3 separate regions of the Homo sapiens genome follow, and regions 2 and 3 are each linked to region 1. The links are chromatin contacts, found by Hi-C or POLR2A ChIA-PET in ENCODE. All regions are on one chromosome and are shown on one strand. Each heading gives the region's core, a stretch centred on a gene start or an enhancer-like site at or near the end of the contact. The rest is flanking DNA. Distances are from core to core; before and after follow the strand shown.

What was found. A loop is a pair of places that touch in the nucleus more often than their neighbours do. ChIA-PET counts read pairs that join two places held with the same protein, here RNA polymerase II (POLR2A). Pooled maps may share reads with other maps.
Region 2: a pooled map shows a loop between it and region 1 (11-fold over the local background). The contact joins the promoter of MRFAP1 here to the promoter of TMEM128 in region 1. A Hi-C loop is called at or near these places in 1 of 37 single-sample maps with no recorded cell type and 8 of 50 pooled maps. POLR2A ChIA-PET finds 5 or more read pairs at or near these places in 1 of 52 experiments (activated B cell).
Region 3: a pooled map shows a loop between it and region 1 (24-fold over the local background). The contact joins the promoter of POLN here to the promoter of TMEM128 in region 1. A Hi-C loop is called at or near these places in 6 of 50 pooled maps.

The regions. Positions count from the first base shown.
Region 1 is chr4:4,246,038-4,250,653 of GRCh38, forward strand. It overlaps TMEM128 (transmembrane protein 128), which reads right to left and starts at 2,186. Exons shown (of 5, transcript NM_001297551.2): 1 at 2,069-2,186; 2 at 165-306. The coding sequence starts at 2,165. RefSeq lists enhancers at 1,528-2,154, 2,457-2,566.
Region 2 is chr4:6,638,316-6,642,931 of GRCh38, forward strand. It overlaps MRFAP1 (Morf4 family associated protein 1), which reads left to right and starts at 2,370. Exons shown (of 2, transcript NM_033296.3): 1 at 2,370-2,943; 2 at 3,415-4,414. The coding sequence starts at 2,548. The coding sequence ends at 2,931. It overlaps LOC124900653 (a long non-coding RNA gene), which reads right to left and starts at 2,306. Exons shown (of 2, transcript XR_007058007.1): 1 at 2,205-2,306; 2 at 1-715. RefSeq lists an enhancer at 570-1,364 and a silencer at 3,338-3,407.
Region 3 is chr4:2,239,727-2,244,342 of GRCh38, forward strand. It overlaps POLN (DNA polymerase nu), which reads right to left and starts at 2,395. Exons shown (of 26, transcript NM_181808.4): 1 at 2,325-2,395; 2 at 1,794-2,064. HAUS3 (HAUS augmin like complex subunit 3) reads right to left here and starts at 2,395. Exons shown (of 6, transcript NM_001303143.2): 1 at 2,325-2,395; 2 at 1,794-2,064; 3 at 312-1,367. The coding sequence starts at 1,220. It also overlaps the pseudogene COX6B1P5. RefSeq lists enhancers at 1,578-2,079, 1,686-1,785 and a silencer at 2,466-2,825.

The DNA.
Region 1 (4,616 bases), core at 936-3,435:
TACCCTTTGACCCCCATCTCATATTCATCTTCGTATCACCACACCTCCAACACAGGGCCTGGCAGAGAGTAGTAGGTGCTTACTGTTTGAAGAATTCAACTAACAAAATATAACACGAAAAATCAGACTTGGGTTTAATTTACAAAGCAATAAAATTTTCTTACCTGCTAGTGTGGAAGTTTTCTTTAAGGGTTTTAAAGAAGTCAACATAATAGGTCACAACAATGGATGCCAAAATCCAGAATCCAGAATGGATATTAAGTCTTGGAAGAGGTTTCTCCTTTTTCTCAACAGCTGTGGAGGTTTCTGCAAATAAGGGAGATTTCAACTTATTAAGTTACCACAATTTTGCGAGGAAAAATTACACTTAAGCCAAATAAAATCATTTCCTAGAGCTAAGAAACAGTCTCTCCCATGATAACAAATCCTTCTGTAAAACCCTTGAGATAGGTTTATATTTACAAAAAATAAGAGCCCACTATAAAATATGGTCAATACAGTCAATTTATTTCCTCTAAATACATTGTGAAATCAAATTTACACTTTCATCGTCTTTCGGAAATAACAATGTCACCTGGAAATGTAAGAATTTTAATATTATGTTTCACATTTCTTCTAGGAAAGTAATTAGTCTTGTTAATTAGGAAAAATGCCAAAGGCAAACATTAGCGCATGAACTGGACTTGTGGTCTTCCAAGAACACTTTTATAACTAAATTTTTTTTTTTTGAGTCGGAGTCTTCCTCTGTCGCCCGGGTTGGAGTGGAATGGTTTGATCTCGGCTCACTGCAACCACCGCCTCCCGGGTTCAAGCAATTCTCCTGCCTCAGCCTCCCGAGTACCTGGGATTACAGGCGCCTGCCACCACGCCGGGCTAATTTTTGTATTTTTAGTAGAGACGGGGTTTCACCATCTTGGCCAGGCTGCTCTATTTGGCCAGGTTGGTCTCGAACTCCTGACCTCGTGATCAGCCCGCCTCAGCCTCTCAAAGTGCTGGGATTACAGGCGTGAGCTACCCTGCCCAGCCTATAACTAAATATTTTAGTTACTTTAAACACAGCTCAAAAGTGGAAACGGCACACCAGAGCTCTAGTTCCAGCACAGCACTGTCTAGACAGGTGATGGACAAGACATTTTTCCTGTCTGGAACGCAATCTGAAAGAATGGGTGGATGGGGGTTGGGTCAGATGGATGATTTCTATTAAGTTTTCCGGGGATTCTGACATGCCCTCTAGGTTCACGTGAGAATCAATGGTCCACATCTGAGGTTTTGGGCCTTTAGATGACCATCGGAAACCCTGGGAAGCATGTTCGTAATATTCTGGGATATCCTCAAAATGTATACATCATCATGCCTGGGCATGAGGTTATTCGTGTTTTTAATTTTAAAAGGTAATAAATGGACGTGGTTTTAAAACATATGAGATAAAAAATATCCAAAATGAAGTATCTGTCTCCCATCCTTAACCTCAGATCTAATCCCCAGAAGCAACCACCACTTACAATTTCTACTGAATTCTTCCATATTCTATGCATTCACAGGTGAACATACATCACAAGTTACCTGTTTTGTACCCAAATGGCGGCATACCATAGTGTTCCACACTTCCCTTTGAAAATCATCCCCATTGGTACATACGAGTCGACCTGATGTGTCAGGTATACATATACCCAAATTTACTTAAACAGCTTTCTGCTGACGGGCAAGGCAGATATTTCCAGTAATTCGCTATTACAAGCAATCCTGAAGTGAAACACTGCGCACATCATTGTACACTGCGGTACACGCATGTTTCTGGTAAATCCTTAAGACTTAAAACTGGTGGGTATTTTTAATTTTAATCGCTATTTCCAAATAGGTGTCAAATCAGCTCTCCAGAGAATTCTGAAGCGCAGCTGAAATGACGATGCACAGCACTCCGCGATTCTAAGGATCTTCCCTGACATTAAATATTCGACTTGCAAAGCCGAAACTCAGTCCTTCCAGACTGGGCCAGGGCTGCCGGAGGCCGGCCGTTTTCCGACGCCTCGCCTCTGAGAACCTCGGGGCGGCTTGGTGCGCGCCTCACCCGGCCCGGCGTCACCCTCGCGGTCCAGCTGGGCCTCGGCGTCCGGCAGGAGGAGGAATCGCCGCCGGAGCTGCTGCCGGGCCCGCGAGGAGTCCATCTTGGTACCGCCCCGAAATGCGACGGAAGTGACGTCAGACACAGCGCTTCCGGCGTCCGCTCCGGGTCTGGACCTCCTGGCGTTTGGATTGGAGACTGTGTTCTCTTCGCTGTTTAGTTAGCGAGCAGCTAGGGTGGAGTCGGCCTCAAAGGTTCCGCTCTCATGTCGGCAAGTGTGATTTGAATTTTAAAACACTGAGCTTTGCCGGTGGAAGAGTTCCCAAGTTTATTCCGACCTACGGAAGCCCAGGAGGACCAGGATTACCGCTGCCGCTGGATGCGTCCAGGGCCGGGATGCGCGACCGTGAGACGCTGCGCTTCCGAAGCCCTCGCAGGCTTCCGGGTGCCAGAGCAGGAGACATACCCTCTGTCCAGCCTTCCACTCTCAGCCCCCAGTTTTTTTCCTACTTTTGCTTTTCAGGAGTCGTCCAGCAAGACTTGAAAGGAGGAGAAAGGCCTGCTGGACAGGATGCTAGAGCCTGGCAGTGACCACTTGGGGGCCCTGGGCATTAAATAAACTTCTTGGGGCCCGTTTCGTTATTACACTTGGCTCTAGATTTGTTGTGCGTTTCAGTGAGAAGTACCTGTATGTGGTTCATGTGAGCCTCCTCCTCGCCACTTGTGAAAAATCCTCCCAGCCTGAACCGAGGGAACTAAATTGCTTTCCCAGCAAACTGCGGTTTTCCACACTGCTCACGCCCACAAACTGTGTGTTACGAGTTCACAACTTTTTCTTCGTCAATAATCCCGCGTATTACTCTCCCAGCCGTTTCCCAGCGTGTCATGTGCTGAGAAATGGTGGGCTTAGCCACGCAAACGTTTACTGAGCATCTACTATTTGGTAGGAGCTGTTAGGCACCATGCTAGCAGTGGAGATAAAGATGAGTAAGACATGGCCTTGCACGTGAGGAGCTCCTTGTCCAAAGAAAACCACAGAGGTATATTACAAGAAAACTCTATTTGTAAATGTATGAAAGCATTTCATCAATGCAGCCAACATTTTCTGAGCAGCTGCATGTGATAAAATGGTGAGGACAGAAGAATCTAGTAGAGGAAGCAGCTTCAATACAGTGCCATAATAAAAACACTGTACATGGGGCATAATAGAAACACTGTACATATAAAGGGCAGTTTATTCTGCTGCAGTGTGGGAGAGCAGGGAGAGTGGTTTCAGGTGAGTTGAATACAGGGGTGGAGAGCCAGCTACATAGGAAGTAAAATTTGAATTAGTAGGCACTGTTTAATATCTTCGATGTGTTGGGGTGTTTGTAAAAGGAATGTAATAAGAAATACTCAAGAAAAGAGTGCCAGCCGCGCGCGGTGGCTCACGCCTGTAATCCCAACACTTTGCGAGGCCGAGGCGGGCGGATCACAAGGTCAGGCGTTTGAGACCAGCCTGGCCAACATGGCGAAACCCCGTCTCTACTAAAAATACAAAAGTTAGCCGGGAATGGTGGCCGGCACCTGTAATCCCAGCTACTCTGGAGGCTGAGGCAGGACAATCACTTGAACCTGGGAGAAGGAGGCTGCAGTGATCCTGCCACTGCACTCCAGCTTGGGCAACAGAGTGAGATTCCCTCTCAAAAATAAAAATAAAAAAAATTAAAAAAAAGAGAGAAATACCAAATCCCTACTGATTTATCATTTCTTCAGCCTTTCTTCCCCCTTCGGAGCACAGGATTTAACAGCTGGGTGGATCATATGGCCTTTCTAAACAATACCTCCTTTATCCTGTTTTTTTTTTTCTGTTTTTTTTTTCTTTCAAGACTCCTAAAGAACTGGATTCATTTATTCAAAGTCAACTGAAGTCTTTGCCCTCTCTTCTCTCTCGTACGGGGTTAGAAGCCTTGTTAACAGGAAGTGAATTTGTCCCATCAAATACAATCTTCTGTTGATTGTCTCCTCGAAAAAGGGTCAGTGCAGGGCCTCCGTGGTAACTGAATACTCCCAAGAGCATCGCCGCTATCCCAGGTTCCCATACATGGTATGTTCAGGTCAGATCAGGTTTCTCCTTTTGTGGTTTCGGGGCCTTTGAATTTGGATCTGAAATCCTTCCAGAGTTTTTTTCTCTGCAATTTTAAATGGCACTACTTGCACAGCATATTGATGATACTTAAAAGGAGGTTGGAAAAATTCCAGTATTTAATGACCACATCTTCATTTCTGAGGTCCATTAAAGAAGCCCTTTGGGCAGGTGCAGTGGCTCATGCCTGTAATCCCAGCACTTTGGGAGGCTGAGGCAGGTGGCACCTCAGCTCAAGAGTTTGAGACCAGCCTGGCCAACATGGTGAAACCCCGTCTCTACTAAAAATACAAAAAAAAAAAAAAAAATTAGCTGGGCATGGTAGCAAGCGCCTATAATCCCAGCTGCCTGGGAGGCTGAGGCAGGAGAATGGCTTGAACCCAGGAAGTGGAGGTTGCAGTAAGCCAAGACCACCCATTGCACTCCAGC
Region 2 (4,616 bases), core at 1,120-3,619, 2.4 Mb after region 1:
ATGTAACTAACCAGCACATTGTGCACATGTACCCTAAAACTTAAAGTATAATAATAATAAAAAAAATGAAAGAAATGTGAAAAAAAAAAAGAAAGTTTATTTTGCCAAGGTTAAGGACACACACCCATGACATGGCCTCAGGAGGTCCTGATGACATGTGCCCAAGGTGGTTGGGGTACAGCTTAGTTTTATACATTTTAGGGAGACATGGGACATCAATCAATATATGTAAGATGTACATTGGTTTGGTCCAGACAGGCCAGACAACTTGAAGCAGGGCAGGGGCTTTCAGTTAATAGGTAGATAAGAGACAAACAGTTGCATTCTTTTGAGTTTCTGATTGGCCTTTCCAAAGGAGGCAGTCAGAGATGCATCTATCTCAGTGAGCAGATGGGTGGCTCCGAGTTCTGTCATTTGTCCACAAGGAATTTCCTTGTGAGGGAGGTAGGTAGCTTTTTAATCTTAGTAGCTATCTTTTTTAGGAATAGAATGGGAGGCAGGTTTGCCTGATGCAGTTCCCAGCTTGACTGTCCCCTTTGGTTTAGTGATTATGGGGTCCCAAGATTTATTTTCCTTTCACACAAGCCCCAAAGTTGGGTTTTTACAAGAGCAACCAAAATATTAAGAACCTGAGAAAAGTCAAAACAAAACATATACTTACGTTTCTCTGAATCCTTAATTCTGCTGTAGTCAAAACTGTGATGTGTCCCTTTACCTTGAAAATGGAAGCCAAATCCATGGGATTTATGTAAGCTGGATTTCTGAAAAGTTTATTGATGTTTGGGAATGGGACAACAAGCTAGGAAATTAACGTATCTCTCCTCATTCTGTGTTGAGTGGATGTTAAGGCAAATTTACCAATATGCGCCAAGCTCTGCCCAGGGCGTTAGGGCATTAAGGCCACAGAGCTAAGACCCCAAAGAGCCTAGGATCCAGTGGAAGGGCTCAGAGGCTCTGGACAGCGCCTTGCACCACACACTGAACATGGGTCTGCTGGGGCCTCAGGACGGAGCAGCCAGGCTCCACCTTGGGGTGTGGGGAGGCCGGTTTGGTGAAAAGACACCCAGACCCTTCTGACTGTCATCCAAGGAAGAAGGAAAACTACTCTTTAAAAAGGCAGAAAGGGCCAGGCGCACGGCTCATGCCTGTAATCTCTGCACTTTGGGAGGCCCGAAGTGGAAGGATCACTTGAGGCCAGAAGATCAAGGCTGCAGTGAGCCATGATCCCACCACTGGACTCCAGCCTGGGCGACAGACCGAGACCCTGCCTCAATAAAAAAAAAAAACTTTTTAAATAATAATAAGTAAATAAGGCCCGGCACGGTGGCTTACGCCTGTAATCCCAGCACTTTGGGAGGCCGAGGTGGATGGATCACGAGGTCAGGAGATCGAGACCATCCTGGCTAACACGGTGAAACCCCGTCTCTACTAAAAATACAAAAAATTAGCCGGGTGCGGTGGCAGGCGCCTGTAGTCCCAGCTACTCGCGAGGCTGAGGCAGGAGAATGGTGTGAACCCCGGAGGTGGAGTTTGCAGTGAGCCGAGATCGTGCCACTGCACTCCAGCCTGGGCGATAGAGCCAGACTCTGTCTCCAAAAAAAAAAAAAAAAAAAGTAAATAAAACGGCTGAGGGGACTCAGGTCCCCCTGCGTGAAAGGAAGGGGCTTTAAGCGTCCACCTGGGGTAGCTGCATTATCACGTAGGATCCTCCTCTTCTAGTGTGGAAGGCCCTTTTTAATTTTCATTTATATTTTATTTATTTATTTTGCGACGGAGTCTCACTCTGATGCACAGGCTGGAGAGCAGTGGCGCGATATGGGCTCACTGCAACCTCCGCCTCCCGTTTTCAAACGATTGTCTCAGCCTCCCAAGCAGCTGGGGTTACACGCGTGCAACACGACGCCCGGCTAATTTTTGTATTTTTGGTAGAGACGGGGTCTCGCCATGTCGGCCAGGCTGGTCTCGAATTCCTGACCTCAAGCCATCCACCCACCTCGCCTCCCAACGTGCTGAGATTACAGGCGTGAGCCACCGCGCCTGGGAAGTGCGGGAGGCCTTTTTAAAAAATGTAAACTCGCGTGCTCAAGAAGCCCTATCGGAGGGAAACACCCAGAAGAGGCCACCCTCCAAACACAGGGTAAAACAGGGGTGACGCACAGAGGTAACGGGAAAGCAGGAACGAGCGAGAGCGTGCGGTCCCGTACCTGCGCGTGCCTGCGTGCGCGTCCGTGCGGCCGCGACGCCGCCGCCGGTGCCTCTCTTTCTAGACGTGCGCGCGCCCGCAGCTCGCCCCCCTGACCGTAAAGAGGCCCGGCTGTGTCGTGAAAGGGGCCGCAACGCGCAGAGCGCTGGTTGACGGCCGGGACTCCATTTTGTTCGCCGTTACTCTGCGCGTAAGTCGCTTGTCCGTGGCTTCTCTGAGAAGAAAAGTTGAAAAAGGGTAAAAGTTTTCAGGAATATTCGGGCTCTCTATTGCTAAGCATAGCGAGTGTCGGTTTTCTCTCTCCAACAGACATCGCTATTGCGGTTCCGAGGCAGTGGGAAGAGATGCGGCCCCTGGACATCGTCGAGCTGGCGGAACCGGAGGAAGTGGAGGTGCTGGAGCCCGAGGAGGATTTCGAGCAGTTTCTGCTCCCGGTCATCAACGAGATGCGCGAGGACATCGCGTCGCTGACGCGCGAGCACGGGCGGGCGTACCTGCGGAACCGGAGCAAGCTGTGGGAGATGGACAATATGCTCATCCAGATCAAAACGCAGGTGGAGGCCTCGGAGGAGAGCGCCCTCAACCACCTCCAGAACCCGGGCGACGCGGCCGAGGGCCGGGCGGCCAAGAGGTGCGAGAAGGCCGAGGAGAAGGCCAAGGAGATTGCGAAGATGGCAGAGATGCTGGTGGAGCTGGTCCGGCGGATAGAGAAGAGCGAGTCGTCGTGAGCGCGGTCGGCGGTAAGTCGGGCACCCGCGCCAGGCCGAGGAGCGGCCCCAGCTTGGCCGCTCTTCGAGAGCGATGATTTCATCGAGATGCACCGGAATCGGGGGTGGGGCGGGAGAATAAAGGCGTGCTCGGGTCAGGGCCGATCTGGGCCCCGTCTTCGTGTTTTGTTTTTTGACGGTGGCGGCGTGGGATAATCAGAGTGGCCGGGTTTGGGCGTGATGCGTGTTCAGTGGAAGGGTCATAAATCTCAGAGTCGCCAAGGAAACAGAAACGGACAAGGTCCCGGGCCGTCCAGCAAGCGGGGGTGGAAATAGAGGATTTTCGGGGAAGACGTTGGACAAGTCAACGTTGCTAGAGACTGGAGTGAGTCAGGTGGTGGCCAGAAGAGGTGGCGTCCTGCACAGTGGCGTTCGTGAGGGTTTGGGGGTCGTTGTGCCTGGGATTAACCTCTCGATGATGAATTTCTTCCCATTGTGCTTTAGGTTTCCAGCCAATGGATTCTGGTCAACTGGTGGAGATTGGCTGACACCCTGGAGAAGCCGAAACCAGAGAGCCTTTTGTTTTCTCTTTTTTCCTGTCTATGCTCTGTCTCACTTAACACTACGTTTTCTGCTATGGTCTGTGGTTGATGACCTCAATATGAGTTTCGATTGTTAACGTGTTTTTGTTTGGGAAGTAATTTTGTTTGAAAATGCTCTCACATACAGGAATTAGGGCCTAGATTGTAAGCTCTTGCAGCAGTCACATTTGTTCCCGGGCTTTGGTGGTTATTTCTAAATTTTTGAGGTGCTTTGCTATTTCTTGTGTGACCTGATAGCTCCCTGGAACTTTGGGTCTGTGTGTGACACATGAGACTCACAGTTGGAGTTCTCCAGCTCTGGAGGTGCTGAAGGAGCTGCATTAATTCTGGAAGACGACTCCATGCAGCAACTACTGAAGAAAGGACCAGACTTCAACGGGGAGTGTGGATGGGCCGACCTGGCTGGGACTCGTGAATCTGGAGAAGAGCTGGAGAATGGATAGTATTGTCTGTATTTGGAGACTTTAATTTCTGTGTGAGACCAAAGGAGGAGAGATGTGTTTTGTTCAAAATTTAAATTTGTTGTGGTACACTATCTTATGTAACCTGTCTGGTGAGTTTGTTTGGACAACCTAACTCAGCTTTATTTGACATGGAACCTAAAATAGAAGATAAGATCTTGATATTCTGTACAAGTTGATGTAATACCCTGATGCGTTTTAGAGGACTTGGCATAAAATGAAAGATTGGCAAAGGCCCTTGAGGGGCTTGGGGATGACAGTATGGAACTGTCTGCATTGGACCCTAAACTGGACTAGAAGAGGCATCTTCAAGGTTCATACGTTGTCCAGCTGTAAGTTCATTTGAGTAGCAGACCTAACAAATATTTGAGGTCAGAACCCTACCATGTTAAAACAAACAAAAACTTACCATGTTAATAAAAGTATTCATTTGCTTGAAAAGACGAAAGACCTAAAAGGTTATTGAGAAATGTTAGTCCTTTAAGAATGAAATCTGCTGTCTCCCAGATGGTTCTCACTGTCAAATGGAGGGTGAACATCTTAACGGTTTCTGAGGCTCTTAGTCTCTAATCAAAGGGAAGCTTTCTCTCTCTGCTGTTGGGAACCGGGTGAGGAAGAAACACACTTGGTTCTTAGTGTGGGA
Region 3 (4,616 bases), core at 1,145-3,644, 2.0 Mb before region 1:
AAAAAGAAAATCTCAGTCCAGTCTGTATCTGCATTACACAAATTTAAAATTCGGAATGCAAATTAAAGCACTTTTGTTTAAAATAAATTAGATAATGTGGTAGAGATTATAATTACTATTGCTGCCCTCCATTAACGTATGGAACTATTTGTATGAAACATTGACACAGATCACAAATAAGCACTGAACAAAGAAAATAAAATGTAATCTCTTCTCAGATGCACCATTCTAAAGTACTTTAACAGCAATATTATCTCCTCTATTCCTAACAATAATTACAATGTGAATCCAATCTCATTTCTTATGCTTACCTTGCTGGTTAGGCTGTGAAGACTCTCCTCTGCCCATTTTATACTTGACTTCATGCTCGAATTACTTGCTTTTAAGTGAATTAACTGATGTTGAGCACAAATGTATGCGAGCTGCAGTCTAGCCATCTCTAGTCGTCTCTCCTCAAGGATTTCTTGATTATCACAAATAGATGGTGTCTGTATATCTAAAAGTTGAAAATTGTCTTCATTTGAACTTTCAACTACTTCATGTATACCCTGAAAGAACTGTTTTTTGGTATACAAAGTTAATGCTGCTGTGCTTTGCTCTTCCTGACTTAGGTATTTTTCCAAGGAAAATTGCGATAAAAATACCAGTGGATTTGTCCCTTGACCTAAATTAGAATGTCTGAAGAACATCATCAATTGTGTAACTTCATCAGTAAGAGCCTGAAGTTCATTACTGATCTTAGTGATCATTGCATTTAGAATTCCTTGACTCTGCTTCAGCTTTTTAGTGGCTTCTTCTTCTTTAGCATTTAACCTCAGAGATTTGTGGCTAGTTACTGAAGCCATCAATTGACATTTATTACGTCGCTGAATTTTTAGGTTCTTTAATTTCAGTAGAGTTTGAACCTCATCCTCTAATTTCTCCAGCTCTTTATCATCCAGTCTAGGTGTCTTCAAATCAGAAGTTTTACACGTTTTAAGAGCTTCATCCAATGCCGCCCCTTCTAGAATAGGCTTGCCTGATTTCTGAAGAATGCTAAAAGCTTCCAATTCTCTTTCAGACAACACGTTCTGTTCATTCACATTCCCACAAAACCACTTCAGAAACGATTCATCTTCAACGCCCTCAAACAACCAGTCAAAGTCTTCTCCATTAAGATTATCAGCTTTGGGATAACCAATTTTTTTTAATGTTTCCACAAACTCATTTCCACAACTCATGGTTTTAACTACCCCAATTTTGTTGTATCTGATATGGGTTTACGGTGTTGATTTTTAGAAAATAAATCCAAGCAGAAAAAAAGCTACGTTTTATACCAAGTCCACAGAGAAGGGAAAATATATTTTTAGAATCTATAATGATTCCTCCTAGGGGGGAAGAAAACAAGTATTAGACCACAAATATGACGACAGTGTTTTTAAAAAGAAGACACAGACAAATATCACATGATATCCGAGAGCGGGATAAATGACAGGTAGTCGTAGCTGCAATGTTTGATGATGATAAAGAGAAACAGAAACAATTAGGCTAGTTCTCAGAAAACCGCAACAGTAACGAAAAGTAATTAACAAGAAAGTGGATCTATTTGGATCCATTTTATCTTTTTTTCCAAAGATAAAATGGTTTAAAATGCATTACACTTTATAGAGCAGCATTTGTTTTTAATTCAAAATAAATGGATCCAAACAAACCCAAGCCACCAGGAGGCTAGGCAGCCTCTCTTCCCTGCCCTCCGTACGTAAGAAGACGCAAATAAGCATGGCACATCTTCTGAAGATCAACTAAATATTTACCTCAACGTCTCGCCGGGCAAGGCTCCACCTCCAGAGTCCACCACCGCGACGCGGAGAACAGCAGGAGCAGCAGGGAAGCGCGCGGCCACAATTAAGGGTGCTTCGGGCCGGCCTTCAGCCAGCGCTGAGGCAGCCCCGACGCCAGGGCCGCGCGAACCCCAGAGGCAGCGGCAAGCCCCAGGGATCCGCGGCCCCAAGGCCGCGATACACCAGACGCGCCAGCGGCAAAACCTTCCTTCGGAGGGTCACCCAGCTGTGACACCTAAGCACGCTGACAAAACAAACGCACAAGCCCACCGAATCGCCGTCGACACCGAGCTGCAGAAGACGGGGGTGACAGGCCCCGCACAGCCCCCGCCCCAGCTCCTCGCCCAGCGGACCGGGCCCTGATCCCCGGGCAGCTGCTGGAGCACCTGGAAGGAGCCCCCAGGAGCGCAGGAAAAAAAAGAGGCACCTGGGTGCAGACGGGGATCGCGGCCACTCCTCCAGCCCCACACCCCTGCGCCCAGAACCGAGGCCCGCGTCAGTCACCTCAGGAAGTTCCGCTTGCTTCTCGCAGGAGCCCGCCGCCACCGCCCTCCGTGCCCCGCGCGCCTCGCACTGCCTCACGGGAGCGCCTGGACGCGCGCAAGCGCACAAGGCGACGGCGTGGTCGTGGGGGATGACTGTTTGCGCAGGCGTAGTGTCAAAAGAGGCGGAGTCGGCGAGGCTGGACTATGGGGTGGAGCTGAGCAGGCGGCGCTCGGCCCCCGGCCGCTGCGGGCATCCTGCCTCCTGGGCGGGGCGCAGGGCAGAGAGAGGCGGGGTCTGGGCCGGGAAGGGCGGGGACAGGGCCTGGACAGGGGCGGGGCCTGGGCAGGGGGCGGAGCCTGGGCAATGAATGGGGTGCAGAGGGGTGCAGAGGGGTGCGGTGGGGCGCCCTCTGGGGAGCTGAAGCTGCGGGCCTGCTCTCAACGGAGCCGTCAGTTGTGCTTCAGGCCTGCCCTGCCCCGTACTTCAATCTAGACCCTCTGAAGGCACTTTTGAATGGTACAAAGAGCAGCGCAGGTTGGTGGTTGGGAGACAGGCTGGAGCCCGGCGGTGATAGCGCTCGCCCCCGAGAGAGACGAGTTCCCGGAACATTCACAGCAGCCCGACCAATGCCTGGTACATTTTAAGGGTTAGGGATTGTTCGCTTAGAGTCTTTTACAATGAACTTTATTTTGCAAAAACACTTAATTTCTAATCCCTCACCAGAACACTATGTAAAAGCTGACTTCTGGCCGGGCGCGGTGGCTCATGCCTGTAATCCCAGCACTTTGGGAGGCCGGGGGGGGGGGGGGGGGGGATCATGAGGTCAGGAGTTCGAGACCAGCCTGGCCAAGATGGTGAAACCCCATCTCTACTAAAAAATACAAAAATTAGCCGGGCGCGGTGGTGGGCGCCTGTAATCCCAGCGACTCGGGAGGCTGAGGCAGGAGAATCGTTTGAACCCAGGAGGTGGAGGTTGCAGTGAGCCGAGATCACGCCACTGCACTCTAGCCTGGGCGACAGAGCAAGACTCCGTCTCAAAAAAAAAAAAAAAAAAAAAGCTGACTTCCTCCACAATTCCCTTTTCAAAATGTTAGAAATAAACGGAATGGCCTGAGTTAAATACATCGATATATTTAACTCAAGGAGGATGGTACACCATTTCCAAAGAGGATGGCAGTCAGTGAAAGATGACTGAAACGGGATTGCTAAATTTCATGTGAATCTGGCTGATGCCCTACAGCCCAGTGAAACCAGACCTCTCTATTGGACAGAATTCGTTTGCATCTCTACCAAACAAAAATCCTTTGCCACTCCTCAGTCTTCCACAGGTTAGCAGGGGCTTTGGTCATGGGTAAATATAATAGTACTCCCTCCCTTCAGCGTCAAATGACCCTAAAGGTGGCTTGTTAGACAATGTCCTAGTCCAGGGTGACTAGGTAGAAGTCGTTTGGATAGTTTTTCTTAATATTTTTAAGGAGAGAAATAAGAATGTTCTAAGGCAAATATTGTAATCTGATCGAGTCAAAGATATTTCCTATTCATTCTTCACTTGTTTCACGTTTTTTTCCTCCTCTTTTAAAAGTCAATAAGGCCTAAAATGATCTGAAAAACAAACATGATGGGAAAAAATTCAAAGAGTGGTGCCCAATCTGCAGGCAAGGAAACCAGGGATGCTGGAACGGGGAGGCCTGGTGGGAGGACCCTTGCAGCCCAGGGTTGGAGGTTGGGGGTGTGCATCAGGGGGCAGAGTTGAGCCAGTTTGGACAGGAGGAAGTGGGAGCTGTGCAGGCAATGCCTTCCAGAAATGTTGCTGATGAGGCAAAGACTGGGTGGGAGGAGTGTGACACAGAGAGAGAGATACAGAGAGACAGAGAGAGACAGAAACAGAGAGACAGAGACAGAGAGACAGAGACAGAGACAGAGAGACACAGAGAGACAGAGACAGAGAGACAGAGACACAGAGACAGAGACAGAGAGACAGAGACACAGAGAGACAGATAGAGACAGAGACAGACAGAGAGACAGAGACAGACAGAGACACAGAGAGAGAGAGAGAGGAGAAAGACAGAGAGCGAGCATGCAAAACAACACAAGCTGAGGGGGTGGGAATGCAGGGCTGAGGGGAGGATTTTTTATTTTGTTTTGTTTGAAAATGAGAGGAACTCGGGGATATTTATAGACTGCAAGGAGGAACTCTGAGGAGACAGCATTAAAGACGGCAGAAAGACAAGGGGCTCCTTTATAGAAAGAGATCCCTGGAGGGCAGGAGGGGTGCACTCCAGAGCCCTGGAGGCCGTTCTAGAAACCCAC